2 separate regions of the Mus musculus genome follow, and region 2 is linked to region 1. A link is a loop called in an ENCODE intact Hi-C map of the cell type or tissue named here. Cell type or tissue: left cerebral cortex. All regions are shown on one strand.

Region 1 (8,000 bases):
CAATTCCTGGGCCCCAACACAGTGGTGCAAGGCAGGAACACTTAAGTGAACCATTGAACAATGAAAACAATTAAGGGTTGTGTGCACAATTAACATGCGGAGATGTAGACACTGGGTGCTGGTTAGGTTTGTCAACTTGTCACAACCCAGGGGCCCCTTAGGAAGCTAAACAATTGTCTTCATCAGATTGTCCTGTGACTGCATCTGTGAGAAACTGTCTGGATTGACAATTGGTGTGACCCTGCCCACTGTGGACAGCACAATGCCTAGGTAGATGGGCCCTGTCTGCATAAGAAAACTATCATCAGAGCAAGAGACAGAAACCAGTGCTTGCTTGTCCATAGTTCCTGCCCTGACTTCCCTCAGTGGGGAACCTGGAAACATGAGATGAAATAAACCCTTTCCTACCCAGACTGCTTTTGTTCATGCTGATTATCACAGCAGCAGACAGCAAAACAGAACACAATGAGCCTCAGAGGAAATAGAAAAGAAGAGAATGACACGAATAATTCAAGGGGAGGGAGCCTAGATATAAAGGACTAGGGCAAATTATTCTTAATGCAATATCAGAAAAGTTCAAATGACATGAAAGCTACACCAAGAGGATGTTAGAAGAGTGGTAGGCACAGGGAAACCCTGAAGAACAAAGGTCTCACACAGAGAACCTCCTCACGCATGAACAGTAGTTCCAGAAACTTCCAGAATAAATCTTGAATCTGGATAGTGGCAGGTTGGTGGGAAGACCTGTGTAGAACCTCATAGGTATTTTTTTTTTTTTGGAGAAAGGGACTCCTGGGCTATTAAAATGGCAGACGATAGGCAGGCGGGTCTACAGTCCAAAAGATTTTTGAAGGCAACCTGAATTTATGGGTGAAAGTGATAATTTTCTTCTCTCTCCTCCCACACTTGGTCTGAGAAGGGTTGAACACATTCTGTTAGGTTATGGAAGTGGGTAAATGGTATATTAACCCAAGAATCTATGATAAGCTGGGATGTGAACTGTTCCATTTGCTGGAGGTTTCAGATTCCTATGGTATTTTGTTTGACTTTCTTTAGTCAGAAAGGCTAAAGACTTTAGGTGACCATGATCCACCACTGTTACCTCAGAACACTGTTACCTCAGTGGTGGTGCACTGCGGGGGATGGGAAGCCATCCAAACTCTTCTGATGGAATTTCTGTTTTGTTTTGTTCAAGGTTTGTTTGTTTATTTATTTATTTTTTTACAGTGGCACATTTTCCTTCCCCTCTTTTCCCCAATTCTTTCTCCCAAATGCAATATTTCTCATCTAGTTTCCTGAAGTCTTGGTCTCTATTGACTTTGTTTCCTCCTGTGTACAATATAAAACACGTGCCCCGGTTGGAAGGACCCTATTAATGGGGATAAGTTTCTGGGAAAGTCGCATCCCTGTTACACAAGCCACCATTGCAGGGAAACGACTGGATAGGTTTCACAGCAATTGTTCCTTTCCTCATCCCTCAGCAGCCACCAGGAGATCTTCTTTGGTTTTGCCCTGTTAGAGTTCCAGGAGACAGCCTCTACCAAGATGGAGTGAGGGTCCCTCTCAGATCATGCTTCCCACGATGCCTCATGCTAGTCCATACTCGGTCTCTAGCAATTTATCAAAGTGCTATTTAAGTGGTTTCTTCTAGCTTAGAGCTTGAGTGACTTCTGCCTCAAACATGCAGATCTGTGCTATGCATCACGAAATCTGAAACGCCTAGGAATGAAGTTAATAAAGATGCACAAACCTGCCGGCCTGACAGCCATAAAACACCACGGAGAGGAGTCAGGGAACACCTAAATAAATGATGAGCCGCACCATCGTCATAGATTGGAAATTTTAATATCACAAAGATATCAATTATGTTTGTTCGCACGACTGCCGTGACAAATCACCACAAACTTAGAGGCTTCAAATATCACAAATTTATTACCTTACAGATCTGTAGGTTGGAATTCTGAGCTGGGCCTCATCAAATCAGGACTGCATTCCTTCCCCGGACTCTGGGGACAAACCACTTTCCTTTCCTCTCTCTGTTCCCACACAGCACTCATCCTTTTTCTCAAGTACTTCTTCTCCACCTTCAAAGTCAGTGGTGTGTGCCAAAGTCTTTTGTTATTACATCATTCTGACTTCCTCTTTTCTCTCCTTCTACATTTAAGGAACAGAAATGTTAACCCTGGGCCCACCCAGATAAGCCAGGTCAACCTCCATATTTTAAAGCCAGCTGAGTAACAAGCTGAGTTTGCTCTTTGCCATAAACCCTAACATACTTACAAGTTCTGAGAATTAGGGTATGGGCATTTTTGGCAAGAGGAAGGAGAATTTTTTGTTGCACTTTCCTTAAATGATATAAAGATTCAATGCAATTTCTTTTCTTTTTTTGTAGAATATGATTTTTAATATTTTCAACTGTTAATACTCAATAAACAGAATAATTATTTTAAGATATATTTGGTTTTTATGTCTCCCTCTTCATTTCTGATTTTATTAATTTGGATACTGTCTCTGTGCCCTCTGGTTTGTCTGGCTAAGCATTTATCTATCTTGTTGATTTTCTGAAAGAACCAGCTCTTGGTTTTGTTGATTTTTTGAATAGTTCTTTTCAATTCAGTTTCAATAAGATACCAGCATGCCTTGTGTAGAAATTGCCAAGTTGATATTCAAATGTATAAAGATTTTAGAATAAAATAAAACTTAAACATGTTAGAATAATACACTAAACAATCTTTTAAAAGATGCTACTCTGGCTAGTTTATGTTGTCTAATTGTAAAATTGTCTACAAAACCAGAATAATCAAAATTGTATGTACTGATGTCTGAACAGACTGAGGGATCAATAATAAATGGCATTGGAACATCTGAATACACGTATATAGAAACAAACAAACAAACCATGATGAACACCTCACAACACGCCCCAAACTAGCAGAAGAATTGCATACTTACATGGTAAACCCTGGAGGTCTGGGGTGACAGCTCAAGTGGCTGAAGTGCCCACTGTTCACGAATGGAGACCTGAATTGGGACCTGCAGCACCCACGATAAATTAATGAAGAAAAAGTGAGAGAAAAAGAAAGAAAAGCCAGGCCTCATGCATCTGTAAAGGCAACCAGTGGGACAGAGACAGATGGATGGATTCCCGGGACTCCTGGCCAGCCAGTCTAACCCAAAACAGTGAGCTCTGAAGTCAATAATTCACTCCGGGAAAGTGAGGTGAATAACAGTAGGAGAAGGACACCCAGTACCAACCTTCAGCTTCCCCTCAGGCAAACACACTGGACTCTCTCTCTCTCTCTCTCTCTCTCTCTCTCTCACTGTGTGTGTGTGTGTGTGTGTGTGTGTGTGTGTGTGTGTGTGTGTGTGTAGAGAGAGAGAGAAGGAGAGGGAAGTGGAGAGGGATGGGGAGATGGGGAGGGGAAAAGGAGGGAGAGAGGGAGGGAGAGGGAAGAAGGAGGGCAAAGAGAAGGGGAGGGAGAGGTGGGAGGACTCAGAAAGTGAAAAAAACAGACTATAACATTTCTAGAAAAAAACTACAGAGGCATACCCTTTCTGACCTTGAGAACTGTCTGAGAACATACAAACTGTCCTGGATAGGGGGAAATGACAAACTAATAAACTGGAATATGTTTTCTTGAAGTCTACAAAAGCCATGGTTAAGACAGTAAGACCTGACAATGGAGATACAGCACAATGACAGAGAGCTTGCTTAGCATATACAAGCATGTGTGCCAAGGGAGGAGAGAAAGAGCCAGAACTGGGCTGGTAGAAAATCCTTGGAATACCTACCTACATTCAACCATCATGGATACATGCTGCAGTGCCCAAACCTCTTTTCCCTACATTCATGTTTGTAACATATATCAGATATCAGATATTCATTTCTTTAGTAAGTTTAAATAAATGTCACTGTATCTTTGTTCAGTTGTATAGACACTTTAATTTTATTGTGTGGATAGCCGCATTTTGAATGCATGAAACTGTTTTCCCTGTATGGTTGTCATACGTAAAATGTGTGTTGGCATCCTTGTCTTTAATTATTTTATGTATATGCATGCAAATGGAGTTGCTGGGCTCCAAGGTATGATTAATTTGTGATTAACAGTGGTGGTTTGAATGAGAGTGGCCCGCATAGGCTCACAGATTGGAATACTTGGTTCCTAGTCAGGCGAACTGTTCCGGAAGGATTAGGAGAGGTGGCCTTGTAGAAGGAGGAGTGTCACTAGGGGTGGGTTTTGGCATCCAAAAGCCCATGCCAGATCCCCTTCTCTCTCTGCTTGCTGCCTATAGGTCAGAATGCAAAGCTCTCACTACTTTTCTAATACTATGTTTCCCACCACGCTGATTATGGACTAACTCTCCAAAATGTAAACAAGCTCCAGGTTGGTTAAATGATTTTTTTTTAAAAAAAAAGTATGACTTGCCTTGGTCATGGTGTCTCTGCACAGCAATAGATAAGTGATAAGAGAGAACTGCCCTGTTTTTCAAAGGCAATAGTCTATATTCCCAGCATGGCCAAAGGTCTCAGGCTCTTCATGACCTCCCTAATACTTGTCATTCTCTATTTTTGATTTTGTTTTTATAAATAGTAGCCCTCCCAGCCACCCTAACAATGTATGGAAGGGTGTCTCTGGGATTTTGATCTGTGGTTCCCTAATGATTAGTGATGCTGAGCCTTTTTCTCCTCTTCTAGAACTCCAATTAGCTGAATGTTGGATCTCCTGCATCTGTCTTTCCTGTCTTAATTTTGTACTTATTTTCAGCTCATTATTTTTTACTTTACCCTAGGATAATTCTTTGGCCACATATTTTAATTTACTACTTCTATCTTATGTTATGTAAATTTTGTTCTTTATGCCATCTGTTATTTAATTTTAGTGATGACTTTTTTTTCAGTTTGCAGGGATTGTAGTAGATTGTCCCCCACAGCCATCTGTTCCTTTTGTGATGTAAAAGTTCCTGACTTTTGGCTATTAACTCCATTTCTTCAAGAATTAGTTCTTCTGCTCATTGACTTTATTTTCTTAAAATGATTGGCTCTTGGTGGCTGTATATTCATACTCTTTAAAGATCTGTATTGAACTGGATGGTTGTTGAGTTCATTCCCTTAGCCGAGCAAAACATCCCCTGCTTTTCTGGTTACAGTAGGATTTGAACCTTTTTTGGTCAATTGATGAAGCAGGCTAGATGTACCACATTCATTTCCCAAGTTGCTTGTTTTTCCATTGAGATCATAAAGTGATCATATATTATTTGGGCTTCCCTGTTTTTCTGATGCCAATGAACATCCTATAGATGCTCCAAATTCATCAATACTCAAATTTCCATTTATTTGGCAAATGGCAGACTGATCTCTTGGGCAGACAGCAATTCTGAGAGCAAGACTGGAACAGCTGCTATCACACAGCCTATCCTGTCTAGTCACTTCTGTCCATGGCTGCTGCCCTTGAGTCTGCTGCTCAGAAACTTGCTTCTTTTTTGATTTCCCTTCCTTGCTCTCTCCCTTGTTTCCATTCTATTAGCCCTCCTTCCCTCCCTCCCTTCCTCCCTTCCTCCCTTCCTCCCTTCCTTCCTTTTTATTAAAAAATGTTTTAAAATTTAAATTTATGTTTATTTCTGTCTGTCTGTGTATGTGTGTCTATGTGTCTGTGTATATATGTATCTGTGTGTATGTGTATCTCTGTGTGTGTCTGTGTGTATGTGTGCCTCTGTATGTGTGCCTCTGTGTGTGTCTGTGTGTGTTTGTCTGTATCTGTGTGTCTGTGTGTGTCTATGTGTGCCTGTGTGTGTCTGTGTGTTATGTGTGTGTCTGTGTGTCTCTGTGTGTATCTATGTCTGTATGTGTGTGCCTATGTGTGTGTGTCTGTATGTGTCTTTGTGTGCCTATGTGTTTGTGTGTATTTGTGTGTGCTTGTGTGTGTGTGTTTGTGTGTGCCTGTGTGTGTCTGTATGTGTGTGCCTGTGTGTGTGTCTGTATGTGTCTTTGTGTGCCTGTGTGTGTTTGTGTGTATTTGTGTGTGCCTATGTGTGTTTGTGTGTATTTGTGTGTGTCTGTGTGTGTGTGTGTGTTTGCACCTGTGTGTGTCTGGGTGTGTGTGCTACGCTCTCCGGTAGAGTCAGCTGGACAAGCTGAAAGGCTTAAAAGTCACTCACGAGGCAAAAGAGTTTCAAGGAAGCTCTCCTCCTGGAGTCTAGCATTCCCTACCCATACATTAATTTTCCATTCCCGCATTAGTCTAGTGTATGGATCCACGTGCTCTCTTTCAGTATTTTCCTATTATAAGTGCTTTTTAAAATTGAATTCTGACATGGCTAAAGCCTTCTGCCAGTGTTCCAACAGTCCTAGAAATGTCCTTGAGCAAGATCATGGGCTTGGAATTCAGTAAGATTGTAAAAGGTAAGTCACTCCCTTACACAGGAATTTACCATCACTAAGGAAGAAGGAAGTTTCAGACCAAGGGAGAAACCAGAATAGATACTTAGAACTGTAGCAGAGTTACACCCATACACACGTATTTACAATGGCCTAAGGGGAAGGTGGACTATACAAGAGACTAAAATAGGAACTAAGGCAAGGGCGCGAAGCCCTTGACTCTGGCTTCTAAGATTAGTGAATCTTAGGTGGAGCCCTTGTTGATCCCAGCTGTTATCAATGAATTCTATCCCAGGTGGTTCCCGTTAGACCTCTTGTGTTTGCATTCCTCTGTTTTATGTAAGATTCCGGTTACCTCAATTGTACCTTGTGAATATGTCACCCAACTTCCTTATTGTCCTCTGCATAAAAGTCTGATGCTCGATTTGAAAATTACACTCAGATTCCACACGATCTCTCCTGTGTGTGTCTGTTTGTCACTCATTCATCCACGCTTTGCCCACCCGTGACTAGAGACCCGTTCCACACAGACACAGGGACCCAGAGGGTCTGTGGCATGTGTGTGTGTGTGTCGGTGTCTGTGTGTGCTGGGGGATAAAGTTACAGACCAATGTGTGTCACTAAACATGGGTGCTAGGAACTCAATTTGGGTTTTCTGCAAGATAAGGAGGCTCCAATCCATCTTTCCAGCACCCTCTGTAATTTTTAGAGAAACATCAAGAAGGAGAGAAAAGCCAGAGAGAGAGTGCACAGTCCTCTCTTGCTCTGTTTCAGCCATGTAAGCTTATGTGGCTGGACAATTTGGTGGGCAAGGTTTGGAGTGACGGCACTTGTTTGGGTTTCTATACTGCAATGGATTTTTTTCTCTTATTTAGAAATTGCACATGACATTTTGGGAGACTTATAAAATAGAAACATTTTCATTTGGTTCGCGACTCCTAATCTGAACATTTCGATTTACATGCTACACTTATATTACAGTCACCTCCATGATTTAAATCTCGGTCTTTCCTGCAAGTCTTTCTTACCATCTGAGCCCATAATCTATACTTCCACACAAGCCTTCCAGACTGGTTATAACAGAAGGAAAAATGTTGTTGAAATGCAAGCTAGTCATAGCAGTTCCTGCCCTTTGTAAGTCTCCAGTGATGAGTGGCAAGATTGATATTTCTGGAAAAGTATTTATATTGGTTCAGTGCTGGAGATCGATATGAGAGTAGATGGCCCAGAGTCTAACAGCTGGAGAGCATTTGCATGCATCCAGCAGAGCCAGGAGCCACACTGAGGAGAGCTGAATTGCTTTGCATGATCACATGGTACAAATTACTGGTTAGCAATGAAAGCAGAAAAGTAAAACAAGACATGGTAGAATGCTAGGACCTGAATGGCCAGAATTGCTATAAGAATTTAAAAATAAACACACACACACACTTTTTAAAACTCTTATCTTTTCCTTGCTGTGAAAGTTCTCCCCAAAGTCTGAGTGCAGTTTTCCGTGTTCATCTTGTCAGCTAGTATGAAACAGAGTAAAGTCAACAATTATGAGGAAGAAAGAAAAAATGAAAATGAAACTCCAGGGGTGGCAGAATCTATGGTTCAAAAGTGATATTGAAGTAGAAATCTC
Region 2 (8,000 bases), 160 kb after region 1:
GCTGAGCCTTCTGAGGATCCTCACTGGAGAAGATTCCCCAGTGGAACCCTGCAGTAGCATTTCTGCCCAAACAACTGTTGCCCACTTAGTGAGGTCTCCGTTAAGCCTTTGGTATTAGCATGACATCATAAAGAATGTTTGTGTGAGTAAAGCAAGCATATTTAAAAGCCGAATCTTGTATGGATATCCTAGCAGCTGAGTGTCTTATGGGCCATGGGCCACGCTCGCCACAGTTTTAGAAGTCCATATGACTTCCAGTTAGCTCTCTCTTTTCCTCCTACTCATGGATAAAGATGTAAACAAATCCTCAGCTACTGCTCCAGTACCACGCTTGCCTGTCTTCTGACTTTCTCCCAGCCATGACAGTCACGGACTCTAATTCTCTGGAACTGTGAGCCTTAATTATTAGGAGCCACTCACATTACAGAACAGGGTATCCCCCTGAAGCCTACCTTCAGCAGTTCAATGCCAGCAGCCACATCATCACCACCAACCACATGTAGCATATCTACCCTTTAAAAGGTCCCTAAGATCATGGCTTACTCTCTTGCTCTATTTGTAGCTATGTCTCTTTGTCTTTCTCAGTCTCTCTGTCTCTCTGCCCGCCCCCTCTCTCTCCTCCACCATCTCTCAGAGGCAGCCTTTGCATACTGCCCATCTGTAAATCTTTTGTGTGACATCTGTTGTGGTGTGATCTCTGGATTACTCCTTAGCCCTGATTGATCCACCAAGGTACTTTTACACCGTAGGAACTCTAACACTAATAAACTCTTTCTTTTGTAAGCTATTGTGTCTCTTCACAGCAATGGAAAAGTAACTGAGACAGAAGTTGGTACCAGGGAGTGTGGGCTATTGCTGTGAGAGATCCAATCATGCTTATTCATGGAGGAGTGTGGAAGGGACTTTGGACTAGAAAGTAGTTTGAAAATTGTAAGCAGGACTTAATGGGCCATCCTAGCAGGAGCTTGGAAGACAGTAGCACTAAGAGACATGTGGACTGTGGGTTAATAAAAGAGTTGGAATCTTCCTCTGCAGTTAAGGAAAGCCACTGGGGCCAGGTATCTTAGTTACTCTTCTATCGCCATGACAAAACACCATGACCAAGGCAAGTTATAAAGCTAAATATAAACTGCAGGCTTGCTTACAGTTCCAAAGTGTTGATCTGTGACCATCATGGTGGGGAGCATGGTGGCAGGTCCCAGATTTGGCACCAGAGCAGTAGCTAAGAGATCATATCTAATCCTCAAGTTTCAGGCAGAGAGAGAATTTGTTACACTGGGCCTGGGATGAGCTTTTGAAATCTGACAACCCACCCACAGTGACACACCTCTAACAAGGCCATATACCTCCTAATCCTTCCCAAACAGTTCCACTAACTGGGAACCACACATTCGAACATACAAATCCATGAGGGCCATTCTTATTCAAGCCACTACACCAGGCTATGGGAGGTTCCATCAAGAGATCTGTATCAAAGAGAGAAGGTAGAGAGCTGGACACTCTTGGTCTCTATATGCATATGCAGGCATATGTATTGTCCCCTCTACGTGCACACACACACACACACAAGCCACGTATATGGTTCACCAAAGAATATCAAAGGTTTTCCTCATAACCATGATAAAATAATAATTTTTCACTTTCTTTTAGGCATTATTCAAAAATATCATTGCCATTATCAGAGCAAGCATGTAGCCCAACTCTGCATGTAGCCCATCTCTCCTCCTGAAGCACTTGTCCCATATGAAGTGGGAAGATATGGGATCTTCATTATACACACTCGAGGTTCAGGCACTGTCACCATTTAGCTCTTAACTGAACATCCCCTGGCTCTGCTTCTCTGACAGTCTACACAAATAAAACTGGTTTGTATTTTAACTATAAATTTCCTGATTCTGAATCAAGCCAGATATGAGGCCATGTGTGTGTGAGAGAGACCCTGATGCATATGCTCGTGTGCGTGTGAATTCCATGACCTCTGTCCCTTCCTTCCCTTGATGAATTGTGCAAACAACCTCGTAAGGCAATCTCATAATTAAATTGGATCTGTTTCAACCATGAATTTTTCAAAAGATCATAATCACTGTGGTTTCCATGTCCACTTAAGAAACAATATAGTCATGTGTGTCCACAAATGAGCCTCACAGGAGACTGCCCTTATCAGTCTTGTTCTGTGATGTGAGCCAAATTGGACTTGTTTATACTCGTTTCAGATGTAAAGACTTAGCTTTTTGCTAAACATTACATAAAAATCAGAATCTCACAACAAAATGAATTTAAATAGGCAAATATTGCTTTCTCTGTGAGCTACAAAGAGAACTGTATTGCGGGGTGGGGGTAGGGGTACATGGAGAGTATCTAAGACTTGCTGTGTCTGTCTCTAAGCCTCAGTTTTCTTAGCTGTAAAGTGAGCATGCTACAAGCTTCCTTGGCAACTAACTGGGAATCTATAAACTTGGATTCTTGTACATGAACTTGACATGATAATAATACCCAACTCATAAAGGAGATGAAGTATGAAATTACTTTCAAATGTGAGTGCCTAGTTTTTAGTGAACATTCAACGCATTTTAACTCATTATTGCCATCCACACAGAAATTTCGATTTACTTTAACCGATTGTAGTTATTTAAAACACATATACACGCACACACCACATACAATATTTAAGAGAAGTTACAGACTCATAGCATGACTGAACTGAATGTTCAAGTATTTCACATACACCCCCACCCCCACCCCTGCACATGCTAGCCTCCGAATAGTCAATATCCCCTTTCAGAATGGTACCCTATACATTCTTAATTCTGCACAAACTTGTAATGATGCATGTATCATTCCAATGCTATACATGGTAGTTTCACTTCAGTAAAAATCCTGTGCTCCTTCTATCTTACCCACCCACAACCATGGAAAATACCGATGGATATTTTTAGTTTTACTTTCTCCAAATTGTTAGCATTTCTGCAAGTAATATGTAGCCTCTTCCTCCAATGTCATAATATTTATTCAAGGTTCTCCTCATGGTTTGATATCTCATCTCTTTTAAGGGCTGAATACTATTCCATTGTCTGGACAGATATATTGAGGGACTGTTTAGTTGGTTTCTTTCCTTTTTATAACCTTTATTATTTAAAAGAGAAACTTTACAAATAAAATATTACATACCCAAACTAACAAGACCCAAAGTCTATTCAACTTAATGAACTTATATTCATTTAGAATTGGTTTGATTATTAAAAACAAAACAAAACAGAAAGGACTTTATCTAGCTGAAAAATTAAAGAACTACTTGTATAGTGTGATTTAAGAAACACTAATAATGTTCTGTTTACCCTTAAAGGTGTTCTACCTTGAAACAAAGCCTGCTGTTTCTCTAATAAAGCTTAATTTATCTTGCTTAAAATGTTAACATGAAAATACTCCTAAGAGAAATATCACTTTAAGCATCGTTAGCTATTTGCACATTAGACTGAGTGAGTTTTATGTTTTGTTCCGAGAAATTTCCCCAGAGGTAGGAGGAAACAATATGAGACTGCTGGCCAGGAGGAAGATAGCCTTACCTGCTCCATGTGATCAGCGCCACCTGCGTAGCTGATGTGATCAGCAGCGCTAACATAAGCAGAAGGCTTTTGCCTCAGCATAGATTCTGGAACTCTCTAAGCATGCAGACTTCTGAGATAGTACCAATTGAGGCAAAAAATCCTCAGCTGACATTAGTTGGTGATTAGAATTTTGGGTGAGGAGGGTGGTTTAAATATTTTTAAATTGGCAGTTGTTGTGATTTGGGGATAACATCCATTTGTATATTTGTTGTGTGGGATTAAGGTTCAGGAAAAAAAGTTTGCTGTTGGTCCTGGATTCCCGGATTCTCCCTACCTGGTCAAGCATCTGAGATCTTGAGAAACTCAGTAACAAGAGCTTAAAGCCGGCTGGTCAAGTTATATCCACCTTTGAACCAGAGGAAGATGGATGCTTCTGGTTGGCCATCGGTACCCTTTTCATTGAGTTCAGAATTCTGACCTGTAGAATATTGTGATCCACATTTGGGGGGGGGGTAGGTTTTACTCCCTCAAGATGACCCTTTCCAGACATTCCCAGAAGTTAACTAGATAACCCCAAACAAGCATGCCCATGTCTTCTAGTTGATTCTAGACCCTGTCAAGTTGACAATATTTAGTTGAAGAACCATATCTTAAGACCCCCCAACCCCTTCATTTTCTCCTGGGGCCATGCCAACTCTGGGATCCTAAATCCTACTCACTCTAAGCAATGGATCCAACATCTCTGAGTCTTGGAGCTTTGTCTTGGAAAAAGTCAGGGCTTTATCTTGTCTAGTTTGTGAAGAACTAGTTTATATAATCTCTAACTCATTTAGCACAATGTTTGCCATATATTGGCAATTTTCCTTTCCTGTTGACTTCACTGATCTCGGCCTTCAAAATTCAAATTCTTGCTTTACACAGAAAAGAAAAGGACATTATTCAATGACACTGAAACTCATTTCTTTTCTAGGTCGGTTCCTCCAGGCTTGTGTGAATTCAGTGTTTCATCTCTGACAGTGATAGGCTTCAACTAACCAGAAATGGGTCCTGAGTATGTGTGTGTGTATGGGCGGGGGGGCGGGGGGGGGGGAACAGGGCTCTCTTGCAGTAGTCCTCCAGTCTACTTAGGTTTTCTCTAGGAAACCATTACACTGGTGGGTTGGCATGGCAAGACTCCACTAGGTCTTTCACCACATGCCAAAAAAAAAAAAAAAAAAAAAAAAAAAAAAAAAAAAGACAACTGCCCAGGCTCCCTTGGGAAGCACTAGCAGCTGCTAGAAGCTCTTTCCTGGGAACTCGTAGGCTGGAGGTAAAATGCTGGCATCAAGGGTTGTTTGTACTGACTCCCCCACCCACTCCAGCTGGCTGCAGCAGTCTGGGTGTAGAACAAGTGGAAAGAAGACCACAAAGTGCCAGAGATGGCTGGCTGTATGTAGGGATCTCATAGGAAAGGCTGCTTTGAGATATCAGTACCTCACCCCACCCACTCCAGAGAAGTCAGCCCAAAGTGACTAGTCTGGGACACAGTCCTGTGTTACCTGTGGCCCACAGGAGGCATCCAGCCTCCACCCCACCCCCATGTTGTCAAGAACTTTTCCAGAATGGCTACTGCTTGGCTTCATCTCCCACAGCTCCCCACAGCAGCTTCTTGTTCTCTCTGGAGCAGCCTCCACATGATCACGCTTCCATTGCTATAGAAACCTCTTCATTCCATTTCCATCTTGAAGATGCTGACACAGAACAGCAGTGCCATCTCAGGCTCACCTTCCATGTATTGACCATGTGGTATCTGCCATGCATCTTCACAGCATCATACCTTAATGAGGTTGTCTCTCCAGCCAAGTCATGACTGTTTACAAGGCTTTCTCCTCCCCTAGGGAACTGCTTGGGAATGAGAACTCTGCTTAACTCCCTCTAATTTCTGGCTCTAGCCTGATGTATGGGGCAGCCATGTTCACAGTGGAAGCCTCCCAAGTCTGGTTTGATCCCCAGAAGCATAATGTGATGCTTCATCTTCATTGCAAACTTATAGAAACTTTATTGTTAACATGGTGTGCCTGTGAGAGTATTTCCAGAAAGGTTTAAGAAAACAGGGAAGATACACCCCAAACCTGGATGGCCTTGTCCTATGGGATGAGGCTCTGGACTGAATAGAAAAGAAGAGAGCTGAGAGCTAGCTTCCATCTCTCTGTTTCCTGACCTTCCATTCCCACCACCATACCTTCCCTACCATGACAGACTGTGCTATGAGGAAAGTAAATTCACCCAGGGCTCATCCTATCAAGGATGTATCAGAATGGATGGAGCTCAGGCTCAGCTGGAGGATTCGTAAAGATAACATCTAGAAACAAGGTTCACCTGTTGAATAAGAATGCTAATTTTAGTCACTTTCTTCCATCTTAAAATTTATTTTCCTTCTGTTGTGGTGTTAGAATTTCTTCCTCAGCTGCCAAGGAGCCTTGCAAAGTATTTCTCCTCTGCCTTCATATCATTATAGTCCTACAGACACAGCTAGAGAAAAAAATAGTTATTGCACACTGATTTACATAGAATTTTGGCACATAATAGACATTAGAGCAATTACCTGTGAGAATTTTCTTTCTGAGAAAAAAATCTAATATGTTAGGTAGGACTTTTGGTGAGAGTTATTGTAGATGTCTCTTTTCTTTACCCTTCACAATACTCAGCCACTGATACACAATTACTTTAGAAGACTTCATGAATAATATTGTAGACTCAGGGTTGGGTGCTTGTAGAACATGTAGTGGCCAACAAGGTTTTGGAAGTTATGGTGGCTAATTGCAATTGTCAACTTGATGAAATCTAGAACCACCTGGTAGATTGGTCTCTGAGCATGTATGTGGTCATTATCTTGATTAGGTTAACTGTAGGAAGACCTGCCCACAGTGGGTGGAACCATTCCCTAGGCTGAGAACCTGGAATGTCCCAATCACCACTCTTTTCTCATTCCCTTTCATGAGTATATAGGCTTGCTTCATAACATGGGGGATATCCCCACCTGTACTAAGTTTCTCTTCATCTTGCACAGGCATCCCTAGCTCCAAACTATTCACACTTCCAGAACTGTTTGCTTCCCAGAGAACCCAAACCATCACTAGTCACACACACACACACACACACACACACACACACACACACACACAAGATAACAAATTTATTTTGACTTTAAGAAGTTACATTGGCTTAAAATCTAGGTTCATAATGTTTTCTTCACAATTTAAAATCAAAAACTCTCTGAAAACACCAGGATTTGATCTTACCTTACACAAGACTGTTTGTTTCCTTTGGGTATTCCACTTAGTCAAATATCTTGTTACAAAAATATCAATGTGCTTTGTTGGGGTATTTTTTTTCCAAATCCCACTGAGAATAAAATGTAATATATGGTATACGCATTAAATTGACACTTTGGTGCCTGGTAATACTCTGAATTAAATAAAAATATTTTAAAATATTTTGGACTAGCCAGTCCCTGAGGGAAGCGCCACTGAACAGTATGCACGTGTGTGTTATCTCACACTGAATCTGGGCACCTTATCAATAGACTATTGCTGAAAAAGGTGCTGTGCCAGTTCTGAACATGTTTCTAGAAGCCTCCAGTGTTGTCATTTCAAATAACCTGGCCCATAAAGAAATCTGGCTACCCTGGTAAACAAACCATGTGTAGTGTAGACATCCACAAATTGTTTGAGACAGAGAGGACTTCAAGTCCCAGGGTTTGATCTAAGACATTCCTTCTGGTCATCCTTGCCCAAGAACCAGGGGTTGAGGTTCCTCCCATCTGACTCTAAGTCCTATGAGTTAACCCAAGGCAAACTAACATCACAACTATGCAGCTGAGCCCCAGTCCAGCCACAAACTAGGCAAAATCATAAATCTCTCTAGGTTTGTTCTTACGTTGCAATGCTAAGTGCAGGCCTCTAATACCTGGTTGAGATCAGGGAGTCTACATGTAGAACAGAGTGCCTCTGTGACCTTTGTCTCAAGTTATTTCTGATTAAATTAAAATGTTGACAGCTAATAATAGCTGGCTAGCAGAGACATAGGCAAGGTTTAGGATTCCTGGGTTTGATAGTTGGAGGAGGATCATGAGGAGAAAGAAGGGAGGAGAGAGACGCCACCATGGGTTAGATGAATCATGAAAACATGGCCCTAATGGCTGGGCAATTGGAGTTAAGACCAGCCCAGATGAAACATAGTGATAACTCAGTGTTATTGATAGGAAAGTAGATTCTAATAGCATAGAGGGTAGATATCTTCCCAGCCCTTGTGATGTTTAAGGCTTATTATAAATATAAATATTGTGTGTGTGTTTTATCCGGGAACTAAATGGTCAAGGCTGGGTAGGAACCTCAAATTGGGATTAAAAATTTTTGTAACACTGAGGTGTTTATTACATAGCAGAACTGGTAGAATGTAGCTATGATATTGCGC

The links. Peaks named below come from ENCODE experiments on the same cell type or tissue, not always from the same donor. Only the 100,000 strongest peaks of a DNase experiment are listed, where the experiment ranks them.
Region 2: it touches region 1 in a loop (5-fold over the local background); 2 of 42 quality-filtered maps call a loop at or near these places.

What each region holds. Positions count from the first base shown.
Region 1 is chr1:57,470,277-57,478,276 of GRCm38, forward strand. No RefSeq gene overlaps it. Among named protein-coding and RNA genes, the nearest start is that of Gm22371, 52 kb to the left of the region's middle. In left cerebral cortex, no CTCF peak of the experiment used is centred here; a DNase peak (open chromatin) is centred at 4,944.
Region 2 is chr1:57,629,315-57,637,314 of GRCm38, forward strand. No RefSeq gene overlaps it. Among named protein-coding and RNA genes, the nearest start is that of Spats2l, 140 kb to the right of the region's middle. In left cerebral cortex, no CTCF peak of the experiment used is centred here; DNase peaks (open chromatin) are centred at 668, 4,561, 4,899 and 5,151.